Linked DNA regions of Homo sapiens: region 2 is linked to region 1. Evidence: read pairs that join two places in POLR2A ChIA-PET (ENCODE). Cell type or tissue: OCI-LY7. All regions are shown on one strand.

Evidence for each region. Peaks named below come from ENCODE experiments on the same cell type or tissue, not always from the same donor. Only the 100,000 strongest peaks of a DNase experiment are listed, where the experiment ranks them.
Region 2: POLR2A ChIA-PET joins it to region 1 with 9 read pairs; 1 of 35 experiments calls an interaction of 5 or more read pairs at or near these places.

Annotation. Positions count from the first base shown.
Region 1 is chr6:158,690,349-158,692,848 of GRCh38, forward strand. The region is part of intron 6 of SYTL3 (synaptotagmin like 3); the gene reads left to right. Among named protein-coding and RNA genes, the nearest start is that of SYTL3, 42 kb to the left of the region's middle. In OCI-LY7, a CTCF peak has its summit at 1,187 (motif pointing left); a DNase peak (open chromatin) is centred at 1,183.
Region 2 is chr6:159,632,146-159,634,645 of GRCh38, forward strand. LOC124901450 (a long non-coding RNA gene) reads right to left here and starts at 1,577. Exons shown (of 2, transcript XR_007059840.1): 1 at 1-1,577. In OCI-LY7, a CTCF peak has its summit at 1,251 (motif pointing right); a DNase peak (open chromatin) is centred at 1,236.

The DNA.
Region 1 (2,500 bases):
ACATCCTTCCCTTTTTGACACGGGGAAACCTAAAGCTAAATGTAACATTCAGTTGCAGTAATTCCAGGAATCATTACACCCTCTGCACCCAGTTTCCTTTTTATTAGCTTTTACTTATTTCTCTTTTGATGATCTTATTGGATATGTGCAATTTAAGATAAAATGCCCCCCAGATTTCCTTGGAAGTAGACATGCTATAAGAATCTAGTGAAGAATAATAAATTGTGGTAATATGTGTTGTGCTATTTTTTCAACTATTAAAACAATTTAAAAACAAGAAAAAATGAGCCTCAGTTCTTCATTTTGTAGAGCGATAGTACAAAAAATTTTAAATATTTTGATTTATTTAAAAATTTTTCTGATTATAGGCTGGCTTTTTCCCCTAAAATTTCATAACTGGATATTTAGTTTTGTGGTCTTAAAATAATTTCTTTGATGCCACCGTGGTGGTTCATCTGTAGTACATTCGAATTATCAAAGCACCCAGACCTTCATAGGCTCTCTTGCCTTTAGGAAGCTCCCCAGGACAACCTGGCATCATCACCTTCTGTGCCTCCATCCACGGGCATTTGGCAATCCGTGCAGAGGGTTTTTAATGTGGTTCCTGGACCCACGCTCCAGGATCAGCTGCAAACTGATTCAAATTCAACCTTCCTGGCCTCACACACACAGGTTCTAATTTGGTGGGGCCAGATGGGGTTCAAGAGTGAATGTTTGGCTAAGGGCGGTGGCTCATGCCTGTAATCCCAGCACTTTGGGAGGATGAGGTGGGAGGATCGTTTGAGGCCAGGAGTTTGAGGCCAGCCTGGTCAACATGGTGAAACGCTGTCTCTAATAAAAATACAAAAATTAGCTGGACATGGTGACACACGCTTGTAATCCCAGCTGCTCGGGGGGTTGAGGCAGGAGAATCGCTTGAACCTGGGAGGCGGAGGTTGCAGTGAGCCAAGATCATGCCACTGCATCCAGCCTGGGCAGCAACTGAGACTCCATCTCAAAAGAAAAAAAAAAAAGTGACTGTTTAACAGTTCCCCAAGTAACTTTTTTAATGTACTTTAAGTAAAGTAACAAAATTAGTAAACAATTATGATAGAACTTTTTTAGATCACTAATAACTAGAAAACAAGCTGAAAATTCATCTCTCCTCTTTTGGCATCTGCTAAGCGTATAGAAATGATGCCCTCTTCTGGCTCCTCCCTGTAAATGCACCTCTTTTACTTTTTTTCTTTTTTTTAACAACCATGACATTCTGTTACTTGATGTACAAGCTTAAAAGCAGAAAGATGACAATATTAATATTAAACTTTTTTTTTTCTTTTTTGAGACGGAGTCTCGCTCTGTCGCCCAGGCTGGAGTGCAGTGATGTGATCTCGGCTCTCTGCAAGCTCCGCCTCCCGGGTTCACGCCATTCTCCTGCCTCAGCCTCCTGAGTAGCTGGGACTACGGGCACCTGTCACCACGCCTGGCTAATTTTTTGTATTTTTAGTAGAGACGGGGTTTCACCGTGTTAGCCAAGATGGTCACGATCTCCTGACCTCGTGATCGGCCCGCCTCGGCCTCCCAAAGTGCTGGGATTACAGGCGTGAGCCACCGCGCCCGGCCAATATTAAACTTTCTTAAGTTAAGAAATAGTTGTAATTTCTTAATGCCTGTAATTCCAGCACTTTGGGAGGCCGAGGCGGGCGGATCACGAGGTCAGGAGATCGAGACCATCCTGGCTAACACGGTGAAACCCCGTCTCTACTAAAAATACACAAAAATTAGCCGGGCGTGGTGGCGGGCGCCTGTAGTCCCAGCTACTTGGGAGGCTGAGGCAGGAGAATGGTGGGAACTTGGGAACTGGAGCTTGCAGTGAGCCCAGATTGTGCCACTGCACTCCAGCCTGGGCGACAGAGCGAGACTCCGTCTCAAAAAAAAAAAAAAAAAAAAAAAAAAAAAAAAAAAAAAGGGTTAAATGTAATAGATAAGCAGTCTACTCAGACTTTCACTGTATTTCTAATAGTTAGGGAAATAAAATAATTTAGAAAGGCTAAGGCTTAACATAGCCTCTGATAATGCTCTCAATGATTCATCATGTAACTAACCAGGTTAATTATTGTATCTTATAATTATGAAGGAAAATGACCTTTATCCCTCCCTCCCAGCAGTAAACGTGATTGAGTTCTTCAAGTGACTTTTCTAAGTTGTATTCTTCTGCATGGGCAGTTTAGACATGATCCGTCCCATCACAGGGTTATGAGGACGGCATCAGATTGGCTGTGTGGGCTTGAAACACTCAGGCTCATGAATTAAAAGAAGCAGGTGCCAGGCCGGGCGCGGTGGCTCACGCCTGTAATCCCAGCACTTTGGGAAGCCAAGGAGGGCGGATCACGAGATCAGGAGATGGAGACCATCTTGGCTAACGTGGTGAAATCCCGTCTCTACTAAAAAAAAAAAAAAAAAAATACAAAAAATTAGACGGGCATGGTGGTGGGCGCCTGTGGTCCCAGCCACTCGGCAG
Region 2 (2,500 bases), 940 kb after region 1:
CATATCATGAATGCAGTCATCGCTCGAGGACCAGTGCAAATGTCTGCTCCTCTGTGAAGCTGTCACCAAATTTCTTTCCATCCTTCTCCACCCTAAAATTAATCCCTTCCTCTCTTACATTTCCACAGCACTCAGCACAATTCTCCCGTCCTCCCTCTGATCACATCACATCACATCAGGATTGGGGATGTTAGCCCCCAGCTAGAGAACAACCTCGTAAAGGCAAACACATTTTAGCAGTCATCTTTGTATCCCTACCTCCTGCCTGCGTGCTTGACCTAAGTAACTTCTTAACTTTCTGTTTTTTATAAATTAAAAAACGCTGATATAAAAAATAATGGACTAGGGCCAGGCGCGGTGGCTCACACCTGTAATCCCAGCACTTTGGGAGGCCAAGGCAGGCAAATCACAAGGTCAGGAGTTCAAGACCAGCCTGTCCAACATGGTGAAACCCCATCTCTACTAAAAATACAAAAATTAGCCAGGCATGGTGGCACGTGCCTGTAATCCCAGCTACTTGGGAGGCTGAGGCAGAAGAATCACTTGAACCCAGGAGGTGGAGGTTGCAGTGAGCCAAAACCACACCACTGCACTGCAGCCTGGTAACACAGCAAGATTCCGTCTTAAAAAAAAAATGGACTAGGAGGCAAGACCTTCAGGATTTCAATCCCAGCTGCTGTGCTGAGAGTTATTATCACTTTGTGTGCATTCTCCTGGTTCAAAGCCAGTGCTCAGTAAATGATATTATTCTTATTGTCAGTCTCTCTAAATGGCGCAAATGTCCGTTTCTCATAGTAAGTATAATAAGACAGACAACACACTTACCAGGAAGGGGAATTCTAAGATTAGGAAGACACAGCAGGTAGCTTTCAGCCAATATCTCAAGAATAGAATAGGAAAAATTCTGGCATCAGAGCTGGCTTGAGCCCTAAGATGGCCAGTTATTTTTATTTTTCAACAGCTTTCTGTGTTGTAAATTAAAAGTAATGTTCACTTTTAGTCAGTAGGTTTTTCTTTAGCCTAAATTACAGTCTTTTAATTAAAAGTATTAGCATGCCTTCCTTAAAATTATTACTAGTTAGTGACTTCAGTTATAAGAAATTTTATGTAATTATTTCTATGACACACTAGTCTTGTGGATGGCCTCATTTTACAAAAGAAATACAAAAGGCAAAAGCGGTACCTCAGTGGCCAGGATGTACAGAAACAGACATGCCCAGCCTCTCGATGCAAATTCTTTCCTCTAGGTGGCACTGGGGTACGATTGTATTCTAGGAGCTATATCTCATATTTTTAGTAATGGGGTTCATGAGCACTTGTTATTAAACTGAACAATCACACTCATTTACAAGTGATAAGGACCAGAACTGATATCAACTGATTAAATATTGTGCTTACCCTAAAAACCATTCCAGGAAAACGATATGAAGTGATTTGAGACTCGTTGGTTCCAGTTTTATATGCCATAATACTCTCAATTCACTTCCACTATAATTGAGCTCACATATTCAAATAAAGAAGAAAGAACAACTGGGCATGGTGGCTCACACCTGTAATCCCAGCACTTTGGGAGGCCGAGGTGGGCGGATCACTTGAGGTCAGGAGTTCGAGACCAGCCTGGCCAACATGGTGAAACCTCATCTCTGCTAAATATATGAAAATTAGCTGGGTGTGGTAGTGCGCGCCTGTAATCCCAGCTACTCAGGAGGCTGAGGCAGAAGAATCGCTTGGATCCAGGAGGCGGAGGTTGCAGTAAGCTGAGATGACACCACTGCACCCCGGCCGACTCTGTCTCAAAAAAAAAAAAAAAAAAGTCACAGAAAATTGAGCTCTTTCACTGAAGTTTCACCAGCTATTACAATGCCATAAAATGACGGATCGCTTAGCCCACACTCTCTGAGGATAATGTTTGGACTTCCAGTTGAGATCCCTCATCCGCATTCTTTCTTCTTCAAATGCATAGAAATCTGGGTAAAGTTAGTTATTCACTAGTATATACCCAAGCTCAGAAGCAAGAAAGAGAAAGTGCTAGAAGAAAGAGAAAAGAAGGAACCTTACAGAGTGGGCAGGTTGGAGGAAATCTCCAGCTGGCCTGTAAGGGAGGAAGCAGAGGCAGATGGAGAAACACCCTGGGGCAGGCCACCCAAAGGCAGAAACTGAGGATGAAAGAGCCAAGGAGTGCAAGCTCCTGAAGTGGGCCTGGCCCAGGGTGGGGAATTACTGTTACTACTTCAGCAAGAAGAAAATTTAGCCCAGAAGGGAGAAGAGTGCATGAAGCAATGAGCTTAAAACAAACAACAGAAAACTTGGAAACTCTAAATAAACACCTATCTCAAATATAAAAATAACAACTCCTTTTGAGATTACAAACAAATGTGGAACTAAAATAATAGATAACAACATGGAAGATGATAAGTGGATTCAAAGGGAAGTTACAGCATTCTAAGGTCGCTGTTCATGAGTAGGATAAAGATATTTATTAACCTTAGACTTTGTTAGA